Linked DNA regions of Mus musculus: regions 1, 2, 3, 5, 6 and 7 are each linked to region 4. A link is a loop called in an ENCODE intact Hi-C map of the cell type or tissue named here. Cell type or tissue: heart. All regions are shown on one strand. Region 1 overlaps Gm33377 (a long non-coding RNA gene). Region 2 overlaps Gm33377 (a long non-coding RNA gene). Region 3 overlaps Gm33377 (a long non-coding RNA gene). Region 4 holds the start of 4732465J04Rik (a long non-coding RNA gene). Region 5 holds the start of Mir3058 (microRNA 3058). Region 6 has its middle 9.5 kb from the start of Gm33336. Region 7 has its middle 7.5 kb from the start of Gm47708.

Region 1 (4,000 bases), 51 kb after region 4:
TCAGGTACACAGTTCAAAAGCTAAAATATGGCCTCCGGATGAAAAGCAGACCCGGTATAAAAATCAACTCGTTGATCTTCCGAAATGGAAAAGATTAGGCTTAGAAATACCCCACACATTCGTTGTACGTTGACTACCATTCTCAGCAAGGTGGGGTCACAGCTATGATCACAGTCCTAACTTAAAGAAGCACTTGAGGTGGGGATGTGTTTGAGAGAAAGCCGGGAGGCTGGTAGACTACGGCAGCAGGGGGAGGGGTATTTTCAGATGGTATCTGGGAAAGAAGAGGATCCAGATGGGTTACAAGTGTCACAGTGGGAAAGGACTTGAGCTCTTATTCTGTATAAAATGGTAGACTGTTGGTAATTTTGAGCCATGAGATGACACTATTTGACATGTTCAAAAGATCCATTAGATACTGTGGTAAGAACAGATTTCCTTACCTATACATTCCCAATGAGACATGCATGTGGTCAGGACCAGGATGGTGGCTTTATAGAGGCGAGAAGCATTACCATTCTGCCTTCCATTCTCCAGGTAGAATCAAGACAGTATCTTGCTAGATTGGTTTAGGATGAGATAGAAGAGTCGAATATGACCCCAAGGTCTTAGCTGAGAGACTGGAAGACTGAAGTTGCCATTCATTGTCCAGAGTGAGAAAGACTGAGGCTGGGATGTGACTTGGGGAGCTTGGTTTGGGACGGATGAGATGTCATTGCACACCTAAGTGGCGATGTTAGGTGAGCAGCTGTTTGTAAAGGTTTGGGTTCAGAGGTCTTGAAGATAAAGCAACCAGCCCAGTGCTCAGAGCAAAGTGATGTCACAACTGATTCCTGTATCACTTATTTCACCTTCCTGGCTGCTCTGTTTTGTTTATAAGCATTAAAGAGCAGAAGGGACTCTGGAGTCCATTCTAATCCATAATAGTGTATGACTTCTTATCTGTACAAGACTGCATATATGTTATGGAAACGAAATATATTGATTAAAGAACCAAGTTGACCTTTTCAGCCCCAGTTTCATAAAGAGGATAATGTAGTATGTATACAATTTCTTCTTCACCTCTAAACCAGTAGCCAGGGAACAATCAGTAGTCTCAATCAATTACTCCTGCCTGTGTGCTCCCTCCCTGTCTTAGTTAGCGTTTGACTGCTGTGAACAAACACCAAGACCAAGGCAAGTCTTATAAATGACAGCATTTAATTGGGGCTGGCTTACAGGCTCAGGGGTTCAGTCCATTATCCTCAAGGTGGAAGCATGGCAGCATCCAGGCAGGATGAGAGAGTTCTACATCTTCATCTGAAGGCTGCTAGCAGAATACAGGCTTCCTGGCAACTAGGAAGAGGGTCTTGAAGCCCACACCCACAGTACCACACCTACTCCAACAGAGCCACACCTTCTAATATGGCCCACTCACTGGGCCAAGCATATACAAACCATCTTACTCCCTAATCTCCTTCAAAGAGCTGTTGTTCATTTCCAGGTCTTCCCTGCCCTTCAGTGCGTTCTTCTCTCCTGCTCAGAAGACTAGAGAGTGCTAGAGAGCCAAGAGTTTTACATCTTGATCTAAAGACTGCTAGGAGGAGACTGTCTTCCACAGGCAGCCAGAAGGCTCTGATTCCACACTGGGCAGAACTTGAGCATAGGAGCCCTAAAGTCCACCCCCACAGTGACACACTTCCTCTAACAAGGTAACACCTCCTCCAATAAGATCACACCTCCCAATAGGGCCACTTTCCATGGGCCAAGGATATTCAAACCACCACAGGCTGGAATATAGTTTCCGGATTCCGGAAATTTGGAAATGGGAATGCCTGGTGGAGGAGAAGTTGAGAGGATGTATAGAAGTCTTCATGTCTTCTGAATCCTGCGCATGTGACAGATGTAGAGTTAGTGAGGGCTGCTGGCCTCTTTCTCTCCTTTTATGGTTGGTGTGAGCTCTGGGAGGCCCCTGCTTTGTAGGGTTAGCTTGAGGCTCTTGATGTTTCCTGAATTGGCTTTTACATGGCAGGCAAGTCCCAGAGACAGGAATGGCAGGTAGTTCAGGTGTTAAGATGAATCTCCCACTTATTCTTTGCTGCCATAACTGATTCACAGATCCGTGCTTGTAAGTGTCTAGAAAACTGAGCGTGGAAATAACCTTTCCTTTATGCAATAAGTAGTAGACACACAGGTGAGGCTAGCCAGGAGCATGACCAATTCCCTTAAAGGAGTATAGGCAGAGGCCATGCCAGCCAGAGAGACAGGAGACAGGCTGAGGAAGTGCAGCCGCCAGTGCCTCCAGCCAGCCTGGCATCTTCAGTATCTGGCTCCAGCTCTCTGACCCTTGTCTTATTCCATTCTTCCTGAGGATTCATGAAGAGTATGTAGGGGAACGCAGAAGGCTTTTTATAGGCATCCTGGTTCAACCTCTGATGGGTTGCTGAAAAAAAAAAATATTTCTCAGCGGAAAGATCTTTAGAAATGTCCTTGCCAAGTGTTTTATTTAGTTCTTCGTCACGGGACATAGCTATGCAGGGAGATTTTCCTAACACTTTCCAAGCTCTTGGGCTATGGGACAATTAGGATGTCGCTACATCAATATGGGAGGAGCAGGGTACTTTGAACCACCCTAGATTTCTGGAATCCTTAAGCTATTTACATCAACAGCCCTAGCCCGAACCTGCAGAGGTTGTATAAGGAATCTTTAAACACGCCCCCCCCCCACTCCCTCCCCTGTGTGTGGAAGAAAAATCTCTGATGGAAAAATAGAAGGCAACCCAGGGACATCACCCCTGTTAAGGACAGAGGGCTGGTTTTCACCCCTGCTTTTCTTGAACCTTTCCTGATGTTTCCTTTATGGAATTTGGAATGGGGAGCCTAAGGGCCTGTCCTTAAGGGGAAGGGAGATATCCTTCCCGTGTGTGGAGGAGGGACCAGAGACCCCACACCAAGTTCATTTTGATTTATGCCCCCATGTTTCCTTTCTTGTTTTCTGCTGGGACTGTCTGGATTTCTAAATTGCAGGGGGAACAGCTGGGAAAACAGAAGAGCTGTTCTAGTCTGCTCTCTGGCCTACCTCAGACTCCAGGAGTTGTGAGTGGCTCAAGGTTTCCAGGGTGGCTTGTGGGCTCCTGTGGATCTGAATAATCCAGATGAGATCAGGAGGAAGGGCATGGACTGGGAACATTTGTGAGCCGGAGAGTCTTGATCCCTTTTGGGTTCAATGGAAAGTCACTGTCCGTAAATCAGCCACCTCCTCTTTTTTCTCTACCTCAGCACCAGAGAGAGAGAGAAAGCGGGGGGGGGGGGGGGGGGGGGGAGGGGGGGGAGGGGAAGGGGAGGAGGCAGGAAGGAGAGAGGGAGGGGGAAAAGGAAGGTAGGGAGAAGAGGAAGAGAAAGAAAATGTAGCTGTCCCCACAGTGAGGGTCAAGTCTGACAGCGTTGTGGTCCTGACTCTGTGTCTGTGAACTGACAACCTGGGATGTAGAGTTACCCTTTCTTGGCTTTTTCATCTACTAGACAAAGAAAAGGAGACCATTTTTAGTCTTTGTTGTTTTTGTTTTTTTTAAATTGTGATATAACACACACATACAACATAAAATCTTCAGTTTTTTTCTTGCTGTTACATTGTGCTTTGAGATAGGGGTGTGTAACCTTGACTGCCTGGGAATGCACAGCCCCTGTACTCAGCACCCCCCACCCCCTCCCCCCAGTGCTGGGCTTACAGGAATGTATGGTCATGCTTGGGGTGCATCAGTGGTATTGTGTATGCCCCCCCACACTATTAAGAAACAGATTTCTAGAACATTCTTATACTTCAAATCTAAAACTAAACCGATTAAACCACTTGCCTTTCCCAAAGAATCTGGTAACCACACGATACTTCCTTTCTCTTCTCTGTGAACCTGACATTGGACAGTTCATAGAGAAGGAATCGTACAGTGCCCGTCTATTTGTGACCAGCTAACTTCATTTACTGCAGTGTCCTCGGGGTTCGCCTATACTAGAGTGTGACCAG
Region 2 (4,000 bases), 85 kb after region 4:
TAAAAATGTTCTTGATTTAAGAAGGTAGTAAGAATCCATGGCCATCACAGTGGGAAGCACACAGGTGCGGTGTTGGGGTAGTAGTTGAGTGCTTTACATCCTGATCCATAGAAAACTGGCAGAGAGAGAGAGAGAGAGAGAGAGAGAGAGAGAGAGAGCACCTGAGCCTGGTGTGGCCTTAGGCCATCCCTAGTGACACACCTCCTCCAACATGGCCAAACCTCCTGATCTTTCCATCAACTGGGGTCAAACATTCAAATATGCTCCTATGGGAACTGTTCCTATCTGTTCCAAACTACCACACCATGTATTCACAAACAAACGCTTACTGATCACCTACCAAGTGACAGTCCCTGTTACTGGTGCTGGGACACATCAAAAGACAAAGTTCTATGGGTGCTGAAAGATTCTAATGACAAAAGACAGATGAATTGCATAAGTACGGGTAGATTGGAGAGAAGTAGATTAATTTATTCTTTAGTTAAGGCTGTAATTGAAGGAAAGAGGGAACCAATTCAAGAACAGTTCTCTTAGCCTCTGTCCATTATCCATTGATATAAAATGGTACCTTTAATTAAATGATGCATCCTCCCATATGCCTTGACTCGTGTTTAGGTTATATATAATCGCCAACCCAATATAAATGTTGCATAAGCAGTTGTTAAGCTTATTGTTTGGGAAAAAATGACATGTCAGTACAGATTATGTGTAATAAATATTATATATCTATATATAGAAAGAAGAGCAGGGAGTCTTACTGTGTGACTTTGGCTGGGCTTGGAACCAGAGAGATCTACTTGCTTCTGTTTACTGAGTGCTGGGATTAAAAGCATCACCAATCTCAGCTCAGACTATGCATATATAATATTATATATAATAAATATATATAACATATATTTTATAGTGCTGGGTGCAGAACTTATAGAGAGTTAATGGCACACATTTATAAGTACATATAAATACACACATAATGCTATTTTCTTGTTTATTGTCACATGCTTTTGTACCTTCAGTACTTTTGTGAACATGTGGTCTTTCTATGTAGATAATGAAACTATTGAATGACAACCAAGGTGTGTGTTGCTCACACAGCTCTCTACTGAGTACACAGCATGGGCTCAACCATTTCAGGAGAAAGAGAGGCTTCGCTCTCCGACTGTTCAACTTACAAGAGGTATCAGGAGCAAAACGTGTCATAATGAGCTGGCTACTCACCAAAAGCAGCCCTCACTTAAATCTTTCTCACTCTGCTCCAGTTCCTATCCTGCCCAGCAAGTTGTCACTGTGTTGCTCATAGCCTGGCTTATTGTCAGATATAACACAAGCCTGAGACGATGGGAAGTTGAAACAGTCGTTACACAGGGGGATTTGCCAAATTTTCTGGATTTTGTGGAGTTGGTGAAAGCAATACAGAAAAACCACTGGGATTATATGCCACGGACACCTGAGAACTGGACCGTGGTCTCCCTGTCCATCGTGGAGGCAAAGGATGTTGGGAACAAAGACAAAGGTTTTAAAGGGAAGGGCTGGCTCAATATTAAGGGAACAGAAAAGTTGCTTAGAAACCTAACATTTCAGAATAGCTTTTTAGTGCATGTCCTATTAAAAAATCGAGTCAAGTGTGAAGAACGTTGTATAAGCCCCATGGTGGCACATGCCAATAACCCCAAAATTCGGGCAGCTGAGATAATGAGATGTCAACGTTAGCCTGGCTACACAGTGCAAACTTATCTCAGAACAAAACAATTCAGGGGCTGGGCTGGAGCTCAGTTGGTAAATTGCTTGCCTAGCAAGTTTAGTGCTTTGAGTCTGATGTCCAGCACTGTGGAATTGGCATGGTGGTAGAAATCATTAATCCCAACACTCAGAGTGGAGATGGGAGTCAGAAGTTCTGGGCCTTCCTTAGCTGCATAGCAAGTGTGAGATGAATCTGCGTTACATGAAATCCTGTAATTTTTTTTAAAAGAATGAATGAATAAAAGAAGAAAGAAAGGAAGGAAGGAGAGAGAGAGACAGAGACAGAGAGACAGAGAGACAGATACAAGTTCCTCAAGGTCACAGAGCTGGTTTGAAAGACCACATCTCCACTACACAACACTGCCTCCTAGAGGAAATACACGTGTCAACTCTTAACAAGTTTGGAAAAAAGCTGTTGTAAAACCCCATTTTTTTGCAGCCCTCACAGAAATAACTTTTTTCATTAAGCAGTCTCATCTCAGAGAATTTTTGAGTGACAGATGAGTGTAGTATCTTACTGCCTTGCCACTGTATATCATACAGGCTAAAACTTTCAAAGTCTGAATATCCCAACTGCTGCTAGTTAGAGCCTGTTATCTTGTTTTCTTCCTGTCTCCAGGGCCTATTGGGAAAATTAAGCACATCTGATAAACGTTCAGCATCTAGATACCTTACCTTGTAGTTCAGCTGGGAGGCAGACACTAAATAAAATAATAATAAGATAAAATAAAACCTTGCCGCTCACAATGATATGCTGCCTTTGTCTGCCTTTCAAGCAGAGGAAAGCTAACGACCACGTATGGCTCTAGGCAAGAATGCTGATTTGCAGTCTCTTCAGGAAATTGTAGAGCTTCCGAAGAAGACAATATTCGTAGTCAAAATAGATTAAGTTGAAGCCAAGGGCAGAGCTAATGATACTGTGTGTTTGGTTGGAAACAAGTAGCAGACGACTAAGCTATGATAGCAGACAGTCTGCCCTGTAATCCTCCTTTGTTCTTAGGTCCCTGTCACCCACAGGATGGAAAAAAAAATAACATTTTCTATATGAGTACTTCACATTTTTGCAGATGGGTCAGAAAAAAAAAATCATGCTCTATAAACAAATGGGATGCAGGGCAAGAGAGGCAAATGTGTGTCTTTGGGAAAGAGTGGGCCTTCACGCCGACGTTTTCAAAGGATGTAAGAAAATCCTACAGCATTCTCTAGGATTCCAGGGAGGCCACACTGCCTTACAGAAGGGGCTAGAGAGAGTGGCTTCTCTAATAAAGATGGGGTGTCAAGGGTAGTAGACTACCAGAAATTTGCTTTGTATTAAAATGAATTGTAGGCAAGGATTCACAGAAAGATGTATATATACACTTGTGTTTGTAGCAAAACTACTCATGATTGCCCGAAAGTGTAAGGACTCTGTGTCCATGAACAGATAAGGCAGAACAAAACCACAATACATTTATAACCTGGGACAAAAAGCAGCCTTATAAAGGAAGGATATTGTTTTATTATTATTATTATCCACTTATTTATTTTATTTATATGAGTACACTGTAGCTGTCTTCAGACACACCAGAAGAGGGCACCAGATCCAATTACAGATGGTTGTGAGCCACCACGTAATTGCTGGGAATTGAACTCAGGATCTCTGGAAAAGCAGTCGGTGCTCTTAACTGAGCCATCTCTCCAGCCCCATAGAAAGGATAATCCATAACTGAGATGCACCACACTTGAGTCTTCACACTGTGCTAAGCCAAATAAGTCAACCACAGAAGGAACGTGGCATTGATGAGTTCCTACAAAGCCAGGAAATAAAGCAAGGATGTTGTTAGTGTGCATCAGAATCCCTCAAAAGACTTGTTAAAGCAGTTTCCTGGGCACTCTCCTTAGCACTGCCTGTTGGGACACAGAATTGTACTTCTAAAAAGTTCTCTGATGGGGCTGATGATGCTACTTGGAAACCATGCTGAGAATTAACGAGCTAACCTGTGCTCTTATTTATTATAATGTAACAATAGGACTTGTTCTGTCTAAGGAAACTTGTAGGAACCACAGGGTAACTCGATGTGTTGAGAGGACTCAGTGGTGACAGTATGATGAACCAGTCACCTTGCAGGTGACTTTCTTTGCTCTAGCATATGGGCAGTTACTGATCTCTGTTAACTGAGTGTGACCGTTCAGATGTTTTCCACTGAAACATGTGGACAAAGACTCATAGCATCGTGACTCCTCATCAGCTTCTCCGGTCTATTCAGATAGTTTGTGAGGTCCC
Region 3 (4,000 bases), 57 kb after region 4:
GCCTCCCCTTCTCCTTCTCCTGTTTGGAGAGTGAAGCACTTGGCCTTTCTTCGGAACCAATGCTCCCTGCTGTGTTCTGTGTTCTCATTACTCCTCAGATGGGGCTTCTCTGACAATCCCTCTGCCTCTGCCCCATATATTTGCCCTCATGTCCTCTCTCTTCAGATATGTCACCTCTCCTCATTCTGCATGGTTCTCTCATATGCAGTCTATCTGGGGGCAAGGATGGAGGAGTGCCACTCTGTGTATCTTAATTGAAGTCTAACTTGCTTCGTAACTAGAGCACAGAGGAAGAAATAGAACTTTCTTGTCCCTGCACTCCTGCTTTGTATATAGCATGAGATTGGACCAAATAAATGCTCAGTGAACCTCTTCCAGCAAAACTGTCTTTATACAATAGAATTTCTCCTAGCAATGTCTTAAGTTTGTAACTGCCTTGGAGGCAAGCCTTCCAAACTGGCTTACAAAAAGCCCAGTGTTCCTTCTACAGAGCATTCTAAGCAAATATCTAAAAAGAGAGAGAGAGAGAGAGAAGGAAAAAAAAGCTTCTAAAAGGCATTGAATTCATCACATAATAACCTGTTACCTTACTGTCCCTCCCTTGAGGAAGCCAAAGCTGTGTGTGTTTATGGTGGTGGTGCCAAACCAGTGTGTGTTTATGTTTATGGTAAGATTGCTAGGTAATGTGATTTCCATCCAAGGCAGATACATGCATTCCAAAGGGATCTTCAGAAGGTAGCATGCCAACTTTGAGGGATAACTTCTATTCAGCTCAATTTAGGCCAAAGAAAGGCTGATGGTTTCCAGACAGATGGGGTCTTTTGTGGATGGAGCTGGACAAATGAAAAGAATGCAGAAATCAAGCAGACAACAGAGAGATTAGTTGAATTCAGCCTAGGCCAATGGCTGCTGAATTCCATCTACCCAAATTAAGCTGCACTGAAAAGGGCCAGTATGTGCTATTTCAAGAGGGCCTGGCTTGTTCTGACTCCAGGAGATTGTCTTTATGTCAGTATAAAATATGAAACTTATTTTAACCGTGGGTGGTTAAGTTAGAAGGTTACAAAAATTTTGATAAAGTCTGTAAGCAAAGCTAGACTATTTAAGAGATTTGCTTCTCTGGTGGTCTAGGGTTTATTTGATTAAGATTACAGCAAGAGCTTTTTAAATACTAGAAAAGTTTTTGCTTGTTTTGGTTATAAATTTGTCCTGTTGAACATCTGAATATAGCAACCTGAATATAGCACATTTATAAGTGCACTTGGAAATAGAGACTATTTAATCAATTAAACATGTAACTGAGATGGAGTATTTACAGTCTAGTGTGTCAACTAGAATTTCTGGAAACTTGACAGAAAAAAAATGGAGAGACTTTTTCTTATTTAAGTTTTATTCATTTTGCATCGAATCAAGATTTGAGTCAACAAGAACCAGTTGGTTTCAAAGTCACATTTGAAACTTTGAAAATGCAAATGTTAGCTTAAAAAATCAACTGATTGAGGTTAGAGAGGCGCCTTAGTTAGCAAAGAGCTTGCCTTGCAAGCATGAGGATCTAAATTCAATCCTTTGATAGAACCTACATTAAAAAAATAAATAAATAGGGCTGGTGAGATGGCTCAGAGAGTAAGAGCAGTGGTTGCTCTTCCGAAGGTCCTGAGTTCAAATCCCAGCAACCACATGGTGGCTCACAATGTAAAGACAGCTACAGTGTACTTACATATAATAATAAATAAAATCTTTAAAAAAAAACAAATTAAAAAAAAAACCCTGGGGGTTGATGAGATATCTCAACAAGTCAGTCCACTGCTCCAAGACTGATAACTGGAGTTCAACTCTAGCACTCACCTGGTAAATGATCGCTCACTCCCCTAGGCTGCCCACACATTTATGTGGTGGCACACACAATAAGTAATTTGTTTTAAAACATAAAACATAAAAGTTGGGTATGGTAGGGAGACAAAAAGATTCCTAGGTCTTACGGGCCAGGCAGCCTCACCTACATGATGAATTAATTATAGGCCAGTGAAAGACCCAGTCTTCCCCTCAAAGAAAAGATTGGCAACACATGAATACTTAGGAGACTAATCAAGGTCTTATCTTAACTTTTCTGTGTCCTCATTGAACAGGTGACAGATCAGGATTAAGCTAGCTCAAGGCACCATTCACTTTGGATAATATACTGACTCAATGACAGGTATTTATCAGTTTCTCAGTGAGGGAAGTGCAATGTGCGTTCACTGTGAAAACTTGACACCTCTGGAAACTGGGAATCAAACGTGATAAGGTAACAAGCAAGGGTTCTTAAAATAACCAGTACAGCAAATGCAATCTATGTTCGCTCCCGGCTCGCAGGGAAAATGGGAAATTGGCCAAATGGGAAAGCAGAGGAAAAGCATCAAGTCTGGGATGCCTGAGTCCTTGCTATCATTCTCCATCAAAAGCCATCCCTTTGTCTCCTCCACTCTTGCTATTGCTTGACACTCCATGTGAATTTAAGCAGCAGTGACTGTCTTTCTCTAAGTCTTGAATTTAGCTGTGGAATTGATGGGAGTGTGTCTTAGTTAGGGTTTCATTGCTGTGAAGAGACACTGTGATTACAGCAATTCTGATAAAGGCAAGCATTTAACTGGGGCTGGCTTACAATTGCAGAGGTTTGGTCCATTATCATCATGGTGGGAAGCATGGCAGGCTGCAGGCAGACATGGTGCTAGAGGAGCCAAGAGTTCTACATCTTGATCTGAATGCAGTCAGGATCAATACTGTCTTCTACAGACAGGTAGGAGGGAACTCTCTTCCATACTGGGCAGAGTTTGAGCATAGGACCTCAAAGGCCACCCCATAGTGACACTCTTCCTCCAACAAGAACACACCTGCTCCCACAAGGCCACACCTCCTAATAGTGCCACTTCCCATGGGCCAAGCTTGCTCAAACCACCTTAGAGTAGTCCAAGGTTATTCTCATGGGATTCTTACTAACAGTGATTATTCTTAAATGTGTGCCTACCAAGAATTCAAGAAGTTAGGCTCCAGACAACCAAACAACCCTATTAAAAAATGGGGTACAGTGCTAAACAAAGAATTTTCAACTGAGGAATATCAAATGGCTGAGAAGCACCTAAAAATTGTTCAGCATCCTTAGTCATCAGGGAAATGCAAATCAAAACAACCCTGAGATTCCACCTCACACCAGTCAGAATGTCTAAAATAAAAAACTCAGGTGACAGCAGATGCTGGCGAGGATGTGGAGAAAGAGGAACACTCCTCCATTGCTGGTGGGATTGCAAGCTGGTACAACCACTCTGCAAATCAGTTTGACAGTTCCTCAGAAAATTGGATATAGTACTACCTGAGGACCCAGCTATACCACTCCTGGGCATATACCCTGGGCATGCTCCAACGTGTAATAAGGACACATGCTCCATTATGTTCATAGCAGCCTTATTTATAATAGCCAGAATATGGAAAGAACCCAGCTGTCTTTCAACAGAGGAATGGATACAGAATATGTGGTACATTTAAACAATGGAGCTACTCAGCTATTAAAAACGATGAATTCATGAAATTCTTAGGCAAATAGATGGAGCTAGAAAATGTCATCCTGAGTAAGGTAACCAATTGCAAAAGAACACACATGGTATGCACTTGCTGATAAGTGGATACTAGCCCAAAAGCTCCAGATAACCAGGATACAATTCACAGACCACATGAAGCTCAATTAGAAGGAAGACCAAAGTGTAGTTGTTTCGGTCCTTCTTAGAAGGAGAACAAAATACTCACAGGAGCAAATATGGAGATAAAGTATAGAGCAGAGACTAAAGGAAAGGCCACCCAGAGGCTGTCCCACCTGCGGATTCATCCCATACACAGTTACCAAACCCAGACACTATTGTGGATGCCAAGAAGTGCCTGCAGAAAGGAGCCTGATATGTCTGTCTTCTGAGAGGCCCTGCCAGAGCCTTACAAATACAGAGGCAGATGTTAGCAGCCAGCCATTGGACTG
Region 4 (4,000 bases):
AATAGAACAACAATCATGGAAAGCATTTTAGGGACCCGGAGTTTCCTAGGATGCTATGGAACATCTATAGGTGCAAATGGTGTATGCATGAGAGCGTGTAAGATGATTTTCAGTCATTGTGCAAATGTTTTAAAATTTCAATTATGAATTAGAAGATTCTAAGCGTAATCTTTGAGTACAAAAATACTATTGTGCACTCCAAGGACCCCAGTGAGTTGATTTAAAGACAGCCTAAAGGAATGTGTCGTGAAGCAGCCATCTACAAGGATATGAGCAAGAGCATGGCATGGAGTCTTAGCATTATTTGAATGGTCTGAGGGACTGAGAAACGAAGTTTATTTTCCAGGAGACAGAGAAGTTACATGAGTTACCCATGCTCAGAAGAGATCAGAGACCAGAACATGGTCACCTGACTTTGCCCCAACATCCTTGGTCAACTTCCCACTCTACGGATGAGGAAACAGCAGCTTGGCTAAGGAGCCATCTGTTTTTGAATAGAGACTCCAGTGAGAATCTGGCCGCAAAGTAGAAAAGCATAGACTTTTAGTGTAAAACCAAAGTCCGTACTTATAGAGTGCTTACTATGCACCTCAATCTTATGGAGATCTCTCACATATTAATGCATATTAATCCCTAAAACACCCTTTTAGATACAATTAGACATTTCCATTGTCTTTCTTTTCATGAGAGACAAATGAAGGAATGAAGACGGTTATCGTTTGTATATGCTTAGCCCAGGGAGTGGCGCGATTAGAAGGTGTGGCCCTGTTGGAGTGTGCATGGCCTTGTTGGAGTAAGTGTGTCACTGCAGGTATGGGTTTTAAGACCCTCATCCTAGCTTCCTGGAAGCCAGTCTTCTGCTAGCAGCTTTCAGATGAAAATGTAGAACTCTCAGCTCTGCCTGTACCATACCTGCCTAGACGCTGCCTTGCTCCCACCTGGATGATAATGGACTGAACCTCTGAACCTGTAAGGCAGCCCCAATTAAATATTGTCCTTTATAAGACTTGCTTTGGTCATGGTGTCTGTTCACAGCAGTAAAACCCTAACTAAGACAAAGATCAAGTGCTTTTTAACATTTAGTCTAATATGCTGAGACTCGAACCTACCTCGTCAATCCAGCTCTAGAGTGTGTTCTCTCACCCACTATACACTCAGGTCACCAATACGTGAGGATGTGATGGAGGTATCTTGATCTCTGCTGGGAATGGAACTATTCTGCTCATTGTGGGGCCTCCTCTCCATTTCCCACCTCCAACTGGCCAGTGAGTCCTGGTCCATTCTGTAGGAGACATAATTTCTTCTGGCCATCCACTTTTTCTTCTTCAGCAAGCTTCCACTCCATAGTTCAGGCTGTCCTAGAATTCACGATTCTCCTGCCTCAAATCCTCTAAGTGCTAGGATTGCAGAAACCCCCAGGAACAATGTACAGTTGCCATTGTTTCCTAGGAATAATCCATTCATATGTAATGATGAAAACAAAGACTCCTATCTCCAAGGCTGAGATGGACAGAACCACAGTTGGTGACTAGTAGTGTGAGTCACATAGTGTGAGCCACGTGGATTCATGGCAAACCTGACAGACATGGGTAGAGGCCCAGGGCACTACAGGGGGTCACCCGGTGCCAAGGAAGTCCTGCCTGCTCACTGCCTGGTGTTTGGCACAACACCTGGTGCCGAGCAGGTGTTCAGAGCAAGAACGATTGGAAGCTCGGATGGAAACAGCTAGGTCTCGACATGGGCAGCGGTGTGGTGATTGGAGGTGAGAGGGCAGCAGACCCAAATTTGACCTACTTTACTATCCTGCTCCAGGTAAGCTAGGAGAAAAGCTGAGTGCCAGATTTCCAGTCCACAGGGAAGAGCACAATGCCCAGACCATGCAACAGTGTGCTGTCATAGCTAAGGTTCCTAGCTTAGAGGGAATCCTTTCACCTTTGTCTTCCATCGCAGCAGGCTTATGGATTCTGCCTCCTTAAATAAAGGGACCTTGGTCTCCATCCACGTAGGGTGTTTGGTGGGGTGGGGTGGGGAGGGGGAGGCCATCTGGGTCCTGTCACTAGCCTCCTCTGTATTGGTGCTCAACGAGGATCAGGCTATGGGTGCTCTCCTTTATCTCCCCAGCAGGTGCTGACAGCTGAGCCATTCCACACACCTTTGGGGCAAAGAACCGCTGGAAGCCCGGGCCAAGTTCAAAGACCGAACATTCTTTCCAAGGCGACCAGAAGCACCCTGGAGGGCTGGCTCCTAGTTACATAAGCCACAGGTTAGCAGGTCCCCCACTGATGTACTCCGCCTGAGCCTCTCTGACTTACGCAACTATTACGCAGACGCACTTGTCCAGTGTGGCAACAGCCGCTACGTTGCTATCAAGTATGTGGTGTATCCGCCCATACTCACTTAGACAACGCTAAAGCTCTTCACCACCAGGTGGTTAAGGCAGTCTGATCGGGCTGGCAGGAGGGAAAGGCATGACTTACTGTAGCTCTTGGCCCAGGCCACCGAACACTCAGTACCTTGTACCCCGTTAGCCTTGGGCAGTAAACCCTCTGATAAAATGTTCTCTTTTGGTGTTTGTTTTTCCTGGCAGTCTCATTTTGGGATATAAATGGTTCATTATTTCCACCCCATAGATCCATTCTTGCTTTCTGAAGAAAAAAAAAAAGGAAAGATTGGTTAAAAAAAAAAAAAAATCATCACTGGGGTGACCCCTCCTCTTCTCAAATGTTCTGACCTTGAATGAGGCCAAGTTTCCACACTGCTCTGGGCCATCTACAGCCGAGCCAATGTGGGAGAGGTTGACTTAGGGAAGGCAGCCGTGAACAGGGGATATAAATATATTACACTAAAACACTTGGTGCCATTAAATGCCAGGAAGTGGCATAGACCTTCTCCCCCTCCCCCCCCCCCCACCAGCCCCTGCAACCTTTTCAGAGGATACTTGGTGAGCATCAGCAGTTAGGAAGTTGGAACAGGGTCCCTCCCCAGCTAGGTCATTTTCCCTGCAGGGCATCTTGGAGGCAAATTTTATTAAGGATCAAGTAACTGGCCCAAAGCAGTATAAATAGCGAGAGAGCATATGACAAGCCCGGCAATGAATGTGGCCCGGGCTCAGGCAAGGCGCCTGCTGTGTTGACTGCTACACTGCAAGCTTGCATGGAGCAGTCTTCCCGGAATGTGACCAGAAAAGTTGTGCGCAAAGGTGCACGCAGACTTGCTAAGGCTTAGTATTTAAAAAAATTTTCAAAGGGACGCCTCCTTATTTTTTGGAACTTGGCGAGCCACACAGTTAATTCAGGAAAGGAACCTAAGGCTGGAGGAGATTAAGTTTGGAAGCAGACACTGTCCCAGACTGAGCTTCCCCAAGTCCTTCAGGTACTACTAAGAGCAAAACCTTAAAGCACATCGAAATACTGTGTAGGAGTTAACATGCCAGAGCAGACAAGGAGGACCTCAGACTTGACTCTTACATGGACAATCTGGAGTGAGTTTAATGTAGCCCATTTGTTTGTTCTACTGATCTCTCCCTTCGCTTTAGAGTAGACCCGGAGTGTAAACCAAGCTTTAGCGAAATGGATCAGATAACTGAGCGATGAGAGCCACAGGGTTATGACAGAACAATTTCTTAAACTAGCTGTCTTTTGTCAGTCCTGTCCCCACTGTCCAGAGCTGTTGACACCTCTGAAGATAAGCGTGTGTCCTCCACTGGAGGAGACTCAGAGGATTGAAATAAAGCAGAGCATTCCCGCTCGTATCCAACACATTTCCAAGGGACCCCTGGCTTCTGGGACAACACATCTGTGTTGTTCTGACCTAAGTTCTAAATGCACTTCAAGAGATGACAGTATTGTCAGCTCCCTACCCTTCTGAAAAGGACAGTAGCCACCTGAACATACCACACTCTTGTCAATTTATATATATAAAAAAAAAAAACAGTGTCTATACTTTGCCTCTAGAACTTAGATAGAGAAAGCCACTGACATTTAGGAGCTGGCGACCATGA
Region 5 (4,000 bases), 220 kb before region 4:
ATATAGTATTGAGAAGTTGGATAAAATTTAAATCCAGAATTCTGAAGAGTAGGTAGGAGTCTTTATGTTCAAATTCTACCTTAAAGGAAGCGAGGTTGTGCCAGGCAGTGGTGGCCCACACCTTTGATTCCAGCACTCGGGAGGCAGAGGCAGGCAGATCTGAGTTCGAGGCCTGGTCTGAGAGAGAAAGAGAGAGAGAGAGAGAGAGAGAGAGAGAGAGAGAGAGAGAGAGATTGCAAACCCCACTTCAGTAACACTGTTGTTACCCAAAAGGAGGCGAAGCAACAACCCCTGGCTCTGACCCGTTACTAGCCTCTTGTTCTAGTCAGAGTTAAGAGGTGACCTGGTATTATTGGCTGGATAAAACTTTTGCTCCATAATCCTGTGCTAAGTGACTTCCTTGTGCTTTTATAATGGGTCAGGACAGTGGCACAGATGGCCATCGACTCATTTAGTGACGTCGTCTCAAAACCATTGGTGTTCAGCACTAAAAACTAAAATCGGCGCCAGGAATCGAGGCTGATGAGCCTTTCCCGGGATTTTCACTCATATTCATCCCGACCCCAGGCACAGCCCCTTCTCTGCACCCCGCCCGTTTCAGCTGAGACAGGGTCTCCTGTAGAGTGCTCCACAGCGCCCACCCTTGGGAAGGCGGATCTGTGATCTAGTACATGCCAGGAAATGCTTCCTCATCCACAACTCTACGCCCTTGGTTTGCCACTTCCACGCTGTGCTGAACCCTGGGGCTAACTTTCTGACCTTTCCTGGTTTACTGAGCACCAGGGACATACATGTGAACAGCTGCCACTGGTGGCAGGCAGCTACTTAAGAAACAAATTCAAAACCCTGTACCTCAAGTCCAGTCATATTTTAGGTGCTCATTTCAAGTGCCACAGAGCAGATTACAGAGATCTACGGCACTTCAGAGGGGGTGAGAGGTGTAACTTTCCACGTACTCCACACAAAAGGTCACCACTCAGACTAAGCCCGCGCAGCCCCGCTTTCCAACTCCCTACCCTCATAATCCATCTCCTGTCACGGCAATAAAATCTAGCGCTGTGGAGGAAGGATCACTAAACTTACCCTTATTCTCATTCTCTTACAGGTGCAGGCAACTGCGGCAAACCACCAGCTTCGCCAGGCTAAGAGATGACATAAACCCCATGGCGGAGATAGAGACTAGTTAAAGTATTATTAAGCTCTCATCTACTCACCCTGAATATTCCATTAAGTTGGAATGAGGGCACAGCCACCTTTTAGAGGGAAGGGCAAGGGTGACTAAAGAGCAAGAGGCCTGTGTGGTGACACATTCTTGTGGTCCCAGCACTTAGGAGGTAGAGGCAGGATCAAGATTTTTGATGTCAACATGGATTGGTGAAGCCCTATGTCAAAAAACTCAAACACCAAAAATAATGGTGTAGAGGGCTGGAGAGAGGGCTCAGTAGTGAAGAGTGCCGACTGCTCTTCCAGAGGACCTGGGTTCAAATCCCAGGGCCCACATGGTGCCTCACAACTTGTGTACAATGCCAGTTTAAGGTGACCCAAACCCTCTTCTGGCCTCCCTGGATAACAGGGATAGACACGGCACACAAACTTCTTCCTTTTTTTTTTTTTTTTTTCAAGACAGGGTTTCTCTGTGTAGCTCTGGCTGTCCTGGAACTCACTCTGTAGACCAGGCTGTACTCGAACTCAGAAATCCGCCTGCCTCTGCCTCCCGAGTGCCGGTATTAAAGGCGTGTGCCACCACAACTGGTGCACACAAACACTTAAAAAATCTTTTTTTGGGTAAAGCCTACTGAGTGCTGTTCTCCCAAATAAAAAATTACTAAGGTATATTTATAAAGGACTCACTTATCTTTTTCCAGTTCAAGCCAAGAAAGAGGGGAGTGGCCCAGGTTACAATTGCAGATACTCTGGAGGGAGGCAGAAGGCCACAAAGTCAAGGCCTGTCTAAGTTACAGAGTTAGCACAAGGCCACCTTGGGCAATTTTAAATGAAGGTTCTGTTGTTTTGTTCCTTGTTTCTGCTTGGTTTTGAGATGTACTTATTATGTACAGTGGCCTGCCTGCATGTATGCCTGCAGGCCAGAAGAGGGCACCAGATCACATTATAGATGGTCATGAGCCACCATGTGTTTGCTAGGAATTGAACTCAGGACCTCTTGAAAAATACCTAGTGCTCTTAACCTTGGAGGCACCTTAGCCTCATAATCACTGAGGCCTTAGTGAGATCTTGAATCGCAAAGGCAATGTGTGAAGTATAACTCCTGCCTGGCCTTCCCAAGACCCGGGCTCAAGCCCCAGCATGAGGGCCGTGGTCACAGTAGGGCTCCACCCTGCAGTCCTTTCCACTGAAGCGAGTGCACTGCCAGGAGCCGCAGGTGGTGCTGCCACTGAATTCATAAGGTCTCAGGGTGTAGACCAAACTAGCCTGGAGCCTTATGTAGACCAAGCTGGCCTTGAACTTATGACCTTATGCACAACCATAAAAGTTAAGTAAGCCAGGGCCTTTCGTGGTGACACACACCTTTAATCCCAGCACTCGGAAGGCAGGGGCAGGCGGATTTCTGAATTCAAGGCCAGCCTGGTCTACAGAGTGAGTTCCAGGACAGCCAGGGCTACACAGAGAAACCCTGTCTCGAAAAAGCAAAAAAGTTAAGCCAGGGGAAAGTTAATATAATTCAGTGTACTCTTCAAATATGAGCCACTCAGAGCCCAGCTTCCACCTTCCCTTCTTCCATCACAAATCAGGCTTTTTCAGTGCTGGGCACACATGCTAAGTAAGTACTACTGGGCTATATACATCCACCTTTAAAACAAACTGAGATTGATGCCAGACTTGAAGGCTCCTGAGTGTAATCCCAGCACTGCAGAAAACAGAGGCGGCCTGGGCTATGGGGAAGATGCTATCAACAAGCAAGAAAAGGGCCCTGGCAAGATAGCTCAGTTAAGTGCACTGACTGCTCTTCCGGAGGTCCTGAGTTCAACTCCCAGCAACCACATGGTGGTTTATAACCATCTGTAATGGGATCTGGTGTCCTCTTCTGGTGTGTCTGAAGAGTGTGACAGTGTACTCATATAAATAATCTTAAGTTAAGAAAGAAAGAAAGAAAGAAAGAAAGAAAGAAAGAAAGAAAGAAAGGAAGATAGAAAGAAAGAAAGAAAGAAAGACCCACCTGACTTTGGGTAATGAGATGGCTCAGCTGGACAGGTCACTTGCTGACAAGCCAGAATACCTGAGGCTGGTACCCACATGGTAGAAGGAAGGAAAGAAAGGGATTCTACAAGTTGTCCGCTGACCTCCATAGCATCCTCTCCTGTCCATATACATATATGCAAGTAAGAATTTTGAAGAGGGGGACCGAACAGTTGGGTGAGAGAGCAGGAGTCACTGTTTCTCAGCAGGTGGGAGTTCATCTTCTGTTTCATTATACCTTTGTTTTAAACTCTAGGTTGGTGGGTAAATTAGACTATGAATAACTTCTGCACATGCAGACTCTAAAATCAAGTCAACGTGATTTATTTTGGGTGTGTGTGTGTCTGTGGTGAGCTGAGGAGGGCTGGGGGGCTGGGGAGGGGGCTGGGTGGCGGGGATGAAGCCATTTACCTAGTCACAACAGCAAACACTTCCTTGTAATTATACTGTCTTCAGAAACTGGACAGCTGACCCCAAGCTCCCTCCATGAACACTAAAGACTCTCCCCAGAGAAACCTATCAAAAAGTACTATTATTTAACACCCCAAAGCAGACAAATAGGATCTACTGGGTGTACAACACAGTCAACATGCTAGCTGATAAACACATGGTATTACTGAAGCAACGAATCAGAACCATCACAGAGCTCTTCCAGTAGCAAGAGGCACCCACGGCTGACAGGAAGAAAGCCAAGTAGACATTCAATCTTCCAGGTAAGCCGTGGCTGACTCCAACGCTGGAGAATTATCCCGAAATCACCCTCTGACAAATCATACAAATGGTAGCTAGACACATGCTCTTCCTA
Region 6 (4,000 bases), 130 kb before region 4:
TCGCTGGTTTGGGGCTACATATCTTGATTTGAGATCACACACACTGTATTGATTTTCCTTCCTTGGAAATTCTTGATTGACGCATTCAATGACTATTGATTGAATGATGTATAGACCCATGGGTCTGGGCTCTCAGCCAGAGATGGAGCGTGAATAAGACACTCTAGCTTCCGGTCCTTAGAGAGTTTGTACTTAGATGGGTGGGAGGGGCTTAGCCATATCACTACAAATAATTAATGAAAATTACAATAAGTACCACAGCAAAAACATACAGATAGCTGCCGGCTGGTGTGGCTCTCCAGTCCCAGGTACTCAAGAGACTGAGATAGGAAGTTTTCACCACAGCAGCTGAAGGCCAGTCTGGACAACGTGGTGACACTTTGTCTCAAAAGAATTAGTGAAAATAGAAAGAGCTGAAGCACACAAGGGAAGGGCCTTCACCTACTTTGGGTTTCAACGAGACTGTAACAAGAGAGCTCTGTGTGTGTGTGTGTGTGTGTGTGTGTGTGTGTGTGTGTGTGTACGGAAGGAATGTGGTAGGAAGGAGTGACTGGTTAGTATCCTAAGTGAGGTAGTAGCTTGTTCAGCTTCCTTAGTGGGGACATCGACTTGGTCAGCTTGATGCTCTAGAAAGGAAAGAAGACAGTTGTAGGAATTCAAAGGGACGAAGTTAGGCCAACCCACAGGCTATTTGTTCCCTTCTTGATCCCTGGGGAAAAGCCCGTGGAAGACTGCGTTAAGCACTTGGTAGAATTCTCCATCCTAGCTTGGGACTTGCTTTTTGGGTGTTCTAAAATTATGAGTTCAATCTCCTTAATGGTTATAGGAATATTCAAGTATTTGAATTATTGGGTAAATTGTGCTGTTTTTTTTTGAGTGATAGTTTTCTTTTTGTTTGGGAGAGTGGGCATGTACCCGGCCTCAGAACACTGGGATGGCTTCTTGGTGCCAGAGACCTTGTTGATCTAAAGTGTAGTCTTGTGCAGGGCCTGAGGTCAGTTACAGTCATCACATTACTGTTCTTCAGCTCTGCATGTCCCCCAAGCAGAGAGACAAGCAAGTCAGGGATATGCATTCCTGGTTCTCAGAGTATTGTAGGGAGATAGCGACGGAGATGGCAATGAAAAGTGCCCTCAGATCCTCGTCTTGGTCACTGCATCAGCGAGGATCTGCCGCTGCATGGAGCCATTACCACTGAAAGGCACTCTGTGTATGTGTATGTTTATGTACACAATACTCTCACATACATTTTGTTTATGTGTATGTATATGCACACATACACATTATATATACATTATATGCACACACACATATTCTGTATATGTGTATGTATATGCACATACACACTCTATATGTGTAGGTATATGCACACACACTCTGTGTATGTGTATGTGATACAGTCACATACATGCTGTAATATGCATGTATATACACACACATTGTATATGTGTATGTACATGCACATACTACCACACACTCTGAATATATGTATAGATATGCACATACACTCACACGTGCACACACTCTCACATGCACTCTGCATATAGTGCATATATCACTTTCTTAAATTGTGGGTTGCACCTGCACTTTGAATTATGTAACTGGATGTAAGGTTTATGTAAAATTTGGTAAAAGTAAAGGTTTCTGACCATGTAACAACTGCAAATTAGCTCCACATCAAATGCATACTGAATCTTAGACCTTTCTTGTAGGGCTGCCAGTGTTGTATCAAATGACTTCAATGCAGCTGGCTATGACCACGGCATGCTCCTGTGCACTGTGCATGCCGTCCCGACTCTCAGTGCCAACCTAGCTATTTTAATACCTTGGCCCAGCTCTGAGACTACTGTATGCTCTGAAGTACAGTATTTTCACCGCACACACATTTTCTTTTTTGCTCTCATAGAAACATAATGGTTTAATTATAGAAAAAGTCTCCTTTATTCCTGCCACTACTCTTTAGCATGTATCAAATCCGCCTGTCTGTCTGTGGGTTGTATTGTGTTAGAGTGGAATTGCTGTTTAAATTGCTGACTTGAATTTTGTAAGCAGTCATTAAGTGGGCTTTGGCTTGGGAGTAAAACATTTCCAACAATTTTTGCAGTGGCTTTTTGCAGAATACAGTATGTCATTTTGTACTATACGTTTGTATGAAGAGGTATCAGTGATTATGCAGTGAAAATTTCTATCAGCTCAGAAGAATGTCAAGATGTTCTTTGTTCTGCAATATAAAGTATGCAGCCAAAATTTAAATCATTCTGTAAAAATAAACATTCATTTTATCAGCATGCAAATTTACTTTCATCTTGAGGAAATGATAAACTTATGTGTATCAAAGAATTATTTTAAAATAAAGGTATGACTTTATATCAGTAAATGTTTGATATGTGTACCTATTTTATACACTTGTATAGCTAAGGTCTGATAAAAATTTATTGGGTGAAAGAAGTTGCCAGTGAAAGAAGTTTAAGCCTTGGTGTGTGTGTGTGTGTGTGTGGTGTTTATGTGTGTATGTATATATGGGGTGTGTGTGTGTGTGTGAGTGAGAGAGAGAGAGAGAGAGAGAGAGAGAGAGAGTGTGTGTGTGTGTTGGACTTGGCAGGAGATATAGGTGAGGACACATTATCTTCTGGGAACAGAATTCCAGAATGTTTCCTAATTTAGAAATTGTTTTAGTACTGGCCCCTGGAAACCTAGTTGTAAATAAAACTTTACTCTTCCAAGTTGAAACCAAATGGATCGAGCATGGCCTTTTTGAGATATTTATCTTCACTGTTTTTGGGAAACCCCTGTTCTGGATTTTTCAGAAATGCCTGTGTTTTAAGTAATTTCATCTCCTTAAACAAAAACATTTCTTAGTTAAAAAATATAATTTAAAAATTTAAATAAATATACAAGTCCAGAAAAATATGGCAGAAGGCTGACCACCCCTCAGATTCTTATTTTTCCATGTTGGCAATGTAGCAACTTTCATTTCTTTTCATTTTATAGTTTATTTATTTGTAGTTCAGAGGATTGAACCCAGGCCTCATGAATGTTAGGCAAGTTTCACCTTTAACCCTGGCATTACTTAAAGCGAACAATAATAAACTACTGTGAAACAGGCGCTTGCCTAAGTGTTTACAAACAAACCAACAACCAACCAAACAAAAAACTAAAAGCAACAAGAACCCTTGTTCTGTGTAAAACCATATTCAGGAAATAGTAGTGTTTTCTTCAGCTTACAGATGAGCTAATACACATTTAGAGAAACTAACTAAGTCACTTAAAGTCATAGAGCCAGCCAGTAGGGGAAACTGAGTTAGAGCATTTCATGCGGCGTTAGAGCAGGAAATCTAGTAGAAATATTGTGAGTGATAGCAGGAACTTCAAAAGGGAAAACGAAAGAGACTTTACTTTTAATGATTTTATTTAACCTGACAAGAGCAGAGCATTATCATTTGAACAGGTAGGTCGTCCACACCCAGGTTACACTTGAACTCCTCAAGTTCTTTCTGCTACACCTCCCAGCTGGAGACTAAGCTTTCAGGAAGGACTTCCGGAAGAGCTGGGTTCCTGGCCCCCTTTGGCAGAGTGCTTGCTTAGTGTACCTGAAGTCCTGGCTCCCATTCCTGATGTGACATAAAACAAATAGCTCACACTTGTAAGCCCAACACTTGGGAGGCTGAGGCAGGAGAATTGCTATGAGTGTGAGGTTAGCTTGGACCACAGCGTGAGTCCTTATCTGTAAAACAAACAAACAACAAAACTGACAATTGGTGTGGCTGCTCACACTTACAAATCCAGTATTTAGAAGGCAGATAAGGGGGATCAGAAATTCAAGGGCCCAGCTTGTATACATGAGATCTTGTCTCAAAACAAAACCTCCAAATTTCATTTATACTTATATTTTATAAAACTTATACTGAAAAGTCAATAATATGTATATTATATGTAGTATATATAAAATATATACACTCAAGTTATAAGATTTCTCCAGTGACTAAATATATCTTCAAAT
Region 7 (4,000 bases), 51 kb before region 4:
TTGAACGCAGGCTGTCTAGCCAGATCCCACACTTGCAGCTGATCTTCTGTAACTGGCAATGAGCGATGGCTCAATCATAGACAGAGCATCATTTTGAAGGCTGCCTTCTGCCCTGTCTCCAGCACTGAATCCAATGCCCCGCCTTTGTCTCCTGAGTGACAGCACCTTTTCCTTCTGTCTTCTCTTTACCTAATTTTCCTGAGTTATCCATCAGGCTTGAGGGATCTCCATCCCGAGGGCCTGAGAAGGACTCTAATCTGATGCCTTGGCTGTGAGTCCTTAGACATTTGCATTTATTGTGTACATGGTTCTGTTCCAAGCATTTGAAGCTATATTAGCTTGCTTAGTTTTGCAGCAAGCTTCTGATGTATGCCTAATGCCTTTTATTTTATTAGCAGACACAGCACAGAGTCATAGATCCATCAGGAAAATTGATGCCACTACTAGTAGTTGAGAGAATGTGTGTGTGTGTGTGTATGTGTGTGTGTGTGTGTGATGTATTATGTGCTCATGCACATATGATTGTAGGTGCCCATGGAGGTCAGAAGAGGTTGTCAGATCCCCTGAAGCCAAAGTAACAGGCAGATGAAAGCCATCCAATGTAGGTGCTGAGAACTGAACTCTGAATCTCTGTGAGTGGTATGTGCTCTTAATTGCTGAGCCATCTCTCCAGCCCTAGTACCTGGCTTTTTAAAAATATGGGTTCTGTGGACTGAATTCAGATCCTTCAGACCGTCATCCTTGCAGGGCAAGGTCTCTACAGATGGAGTGATCCCTCCAGCCCCACCAAAGGAAAGCTAATAATCAGGGTCCAATTACACCAGTGTAAGGGGCAGAACAAGCAAAGAGTAAATAAATACAAATCAGCCCAGGGATGGGCGGCAGTGGAAGCCATTACCGGTTTGGAGAGACAGAGATGTTGATGCTATATGAGTTGAGACACGGAGGCTAACAACAGAGACTGGAGCCTATAGGACACAAGGCCCCTCCAGAGTTACTGAAACACCCTAACATTTCCCTCTTTGAAGCCACCAAGATTACCTACTGTCTCCCATTGAGACATGAACTCACCACACACACAATGGCAAGGAGCCAGGGGATTGTAGTCTGCAGAGATGACAGGACAGAGTGAAGAATGATTTCAAAATAAACAAGCAGAACACTGACCCAGATGAATGAGAAGTTTTCCCCAGGTCACAGAATTTTGAATGGCAGGGTCAAGTGGTTTGAGCCAGGCTTTGACTTGCCTTTCTGGGAATCCAGGACAAGGTACCTACCTGAGCACTGTCCCCAGGAGTATAATGACAATGACAGTTGCATCCACTTAAAATGGTCTGGAGAAGGTCAAACAAGCCCAAACAGTGCCTAGACTATCACAACACACATCTGGGTTGCGTTATTACAGAGGTCTCGGCGTGGAAGCTGTGGCCCCGGCTTCCACTCCTATCTTACTGCCGCATCTGCTTTACAGATGGAAACCCCAAGAGTCTGACTTGCCCAGGCTGCCCAGCGAAAGTAAGCCTGGAGCTCAGTGAACTCTGGGGCCAGCGTGCTGGCTGCTGTTGCATTTCCTGTTCTGGGACTCTCACGCAGCCAACTGTGGTCTCTCTGGGGACACAACCCAGACCTTTTTTGCCTCTGATTCCATACCACTCACTTGGCATGTGACACCCGCAGGGTGCTCATTGCATATTCTGCCTTGTGAATTATTAAGCAGCCTGGAGAGCTGCAGGTGACCGTGGGAGCTGGCTTTCCCAGGCTGTCTCAGAATTTTCAGATTGGTGGTGAGGTGCTGAGGCAGGAGGGGAAAGGACATTCTCTTCCCAGGAAACTTCTAGGCCATCTCCACAGTGCATTCCTGAATGTCTGGCTATGACATTTCCTCTAATTCTGTACTATTTCCCCATCTTCCTCCCCAGAGAGGCTACTCCCTACCGCGACCCCCTGAGTAACCAATCAGTGGAGCCAAGGTGAGGATAGGAGAAAGTGTGGGCACACTGTGCTATCCCGTCCCGAGGGACTCAGTTATTCGTGGGTGCGAGGGGGACCGCAAACCTGGGAGAAAATGGGATGGGAGAGAAAGAAGAGCAGAAGACCAAGTAGATTTCTCCTATCAAGGTCTCCGTTTATTAGGCTGAGACGCCAGGTTTTAAAGAATACATCCAAGGGAATAGGGAGGGGTGGAGGGAGAATTAACAAAGAACAAAGAGGTGGGCATCTGCTGACATGAGGGCTGAAGTCAGGCGCCAGGCGGTGGGCACTCTGCGTCTTATCTCCGGAACATAGATCCTCCTTAACAGCCTTGGGTGTCAGGCCAGGCTCAGGCATAACTCATGTCCTTGGATGTCATAGGAGTCAGGAAGAGATAAGAAAGAGGGGACTATAATTCAGCTTTTATAGCCTCAGGTGCCAGGAAGGGAACAGGGAGAAGGGAGTCATGACCAGCTCCTAGCACAATACCATTTGGCTTGTCAGGGTGGGAGATTATGAAAGGCTCACTTTCTCATGGTATGGTCTCTAACACTGTGCCAACTAAAAAAGACAAGAATGGGTATGTGGAAGAAGAGAGATGGTGACAGGTCAATATTAAGACACCTTTGGAGGTCCTTGAGGGATAGGATTCACCCATGCATCTGGACAAATGAGTTCTATTTGTATCTTAGCATGGACTTGATATAACACCCCTGAAACAAGTCACCCACCTCTGCCTCTGTTTCCCCACATAAAGAAGAGGGCAAAAACAATATTCTACAAATGTCAGGAAGGTTCTTCATAATGGCTAGAGATGGTTGTGCCAAATTAAATATTGAATTGGCTTTTGGCATAAGGAATTGGCTACAATTAAATTTTTTAAAACTGTTTAAAACAATTCTATGACTGAGGGATGCGCTTTGAAGTTTCATCTTGCCATCAAGAAGAGCTAGGTGTCTTGTGAGACATGTACACATATTTATTTAACAGAAGTCCTGGATTGCATGCCTAATAATGGCTCTCCATCTCATTGGCCACTCACAAAAGAGCTACATTTATTGCATATACAAGATAACTGTGAATTTAGTGAGTGCCCCTTAGAAGCGTTAGGATTGTGGGGATCACCATGGATTTTTTTTTAACCTGGCCACTGCAGCTCCCCATTCTATGGACTTTATTTGTGTTTAAGTCTCTCACTGAACTCTGTGCATCCTGGCAAGCCAGCTTCGGTCCTTCCTAACCAATGCCAGCAAGTAAGTAGATGCCAATTCTCTCAAATGTTTGACTTAGACAAGATTCCTGGCATCTTGTTAGTGGGGCACCTTGAGTACTATTATGTGTTAACATTCCACTGCCTTTTTAGAATGGCTAAATCTAGCAAAATAGATACGTATAAACATACAGCAAAAAGCATCCAAGTGTAGAGCAGACAGGTATATATTAAGTCCTAGAGTTCTTCACTAAAAGAAACCGGAATTTTAGAACTTGTTAATCAAGAAACAAATATTGACAAGTTTAATTTGTTAATGTTTTAAATGAAGAGTTATTTTGCTAATATGCATACAAATGATAAATCTTTAATTTACTAATTATATTTTATTAATCATTATAAATAATTTGAAGAGTATTTGCATATTTATGTATGGAAATTAAATCTTCAATGGATCTTGGATACTGTCCGTGACTGTATAGCATTCCTTGTAAGAGCTGCATAGATGTCTTAGAAGTTGAACCCCACAGGTTGGAAGACTTAGTGCATTAGTCAGTTTTGGATACCTGTGATGAAGTACTTGAGACTAGTAGTTTTATTAACACAGGAAATTAATTTAGCTAATAGTTGGTGTTCACAGACGTGTTACCAGCATCAGCGTGATCACTGGTGAGGGCTTAATGGGGGAAAAAACTCACCATGACCTGGAGAGCTCTCTAGAAAGAGAGACTACACCACCAGACAAGAAGCTGGGCAAGTCAGGGTCGGGCTTGCTTGCTCTTATAACAAACAAACCTTGAAAAAAACCTAGCTGGGACC

The links. A loop is a pair of places that touch in the nucleus more often than their neighbours do. Peaks named below come from ENCODE experiments on the same cell type or tissue, not always from the same donor. Only the 100,000 strongest peaks of a DNase experiment are listed, where the experiment ranks them.
Region 1: a loop joins it to region 4, with 4 times the contacts of the local background. A loop is called at or near these places in 5 of 42 quality-filtered maps.
Region 2: it touches region 4 in a loop (4-fold over the local background); 5 of 42 quality-filtered maps call a loop at or near these places.
Region 3: a loop joins it to region 4, with 3 times the contacts of the local background. A loop is called at or near these places in 5 of 42 quality-filtered maps.
Region 5: it touches region 4 in a loop (4-fold over the local background); 11 of 42 quality-filtered maps call a loop at or near these places.
Region 6: it touches region 4 in a loop (10-fold over the local background); 4 of 42 quality-filtered maps call a loop at or near these places.
Region 7: it touches region 4 in a loop (1.9-fold over the local background); 2 of 42 quality-filtered maps call a loop at or near these places.

The regions. Positions count from the first base shown.
Region 1 is chr10:95,822,792-95,826,791 of GRCm38, forward strand. All of the region lies in intron 1 of Gm33377 (a long non-coding RNA gene), which reads left to right. Gm33543 (predicted gene, 33543) reads right to left here. Exons shown (of 3, transcript NR_169127.1): 2 at 3,059-3,193; 3 at 1,182-2,422. Among named protein-coding and RNA genes, the nearest start is that of Gm33377, 7.5 kb to the left of the region's middle. In heart, no CTCF peak of the experiment used is centred here; no DNase peak of the experiment used is centred here.
Region 2 is chr10:95,856,270-95,860,269 of GRCm38, forward strand. The region is part of intron 3 of Gm33377 (a long non-coding RNA gene); the gene reads left to right. Among named protein-coding and RNA genes, the nearest start is that of Gm33543, 15 kb to the left of the region's middle. In heart, a CTCF peak has its summit at 2,114; no DNase peak of the experiment used is centred here.
Region 3 is chr10:95,828,880-95,832,879 of GRCm38, forward strand. The region is part of intron 1 of Gm33377 (a long non-coding RNA gene); the gene reads left to right. All of the region lies in intron 1 of Gm33543 (predicted gene, 33543), which reads right to left. Among named protein-coding and RNA genes, the nearest start is that of Gm33543, 12 kb to the right of the region's middle. In heart, no CTCF peak of the experiment used is centred here; no DNase peak of the experiment used is centred here; H3K27me3 peaks cover 409 bases.
Region 4 is chr10:95,771,396-95,775,395 of GRCm38, forward strand. It overlaps 4732465J04Rik (a long non-coding RNA gene), which reads left to right and starts at 1,738. Exons shown (of 5, transcript XR_380952.1): 1 at 1,738-1,812; 2 at 2,328-2,370. In heart, a CTCF peak has its summit at 2,427; DNase peaks (open chromatin) are centred at 1,666, 2,296, 2,846 and 2,926; H3K4me3 peaks cover 870 bases; H3K27ac peaks cover 997 bases.
Region 5 is chr10:95,555,386-95,559,385 of GRCm38, forward strand. The region is part of intron 1 of Nudt4 (nudix (nucleoside diphosphate linked moiety X)-type motif 4); the gene reads right to left. Mir3058 (microRNA 3058) reads right to left here and starts at 3,936; the gene lies at 3,846-3,936. In heart, CTCF peaks have their summits at 648 and 2,085 (motif pointing right); a DNase peak (open chromatin) is centred at 636; H3K27ac peaks cover 896 bases.
Region 6 is chr10:95,639,745-95,643,744 of GRCm38, forward strand. No RefSeq gene overlaps it. Among named protein-coding and RNA genes, the nearest start is that of Gm33336, 9.5 kb to the left of the region's middle. In heart, no CTCF peak of the experiment used is centred here; a DNase peak (open chromatin) is centred at 1,797.
Region 7 is chr10:95,720,861-95,724,860 of GRCm38, forward strand. No RefSeq gene overlaps it. Among named protein-coding and RNA genes, the nearest start is that of Gm47708, 7.5 kb to the right of the region's middle. In heart, no CTCF peak of the experiment used is centred here; a DNase peak (open chromatin) is centred at 1,581; H3K27ac peaks cover 786 bases.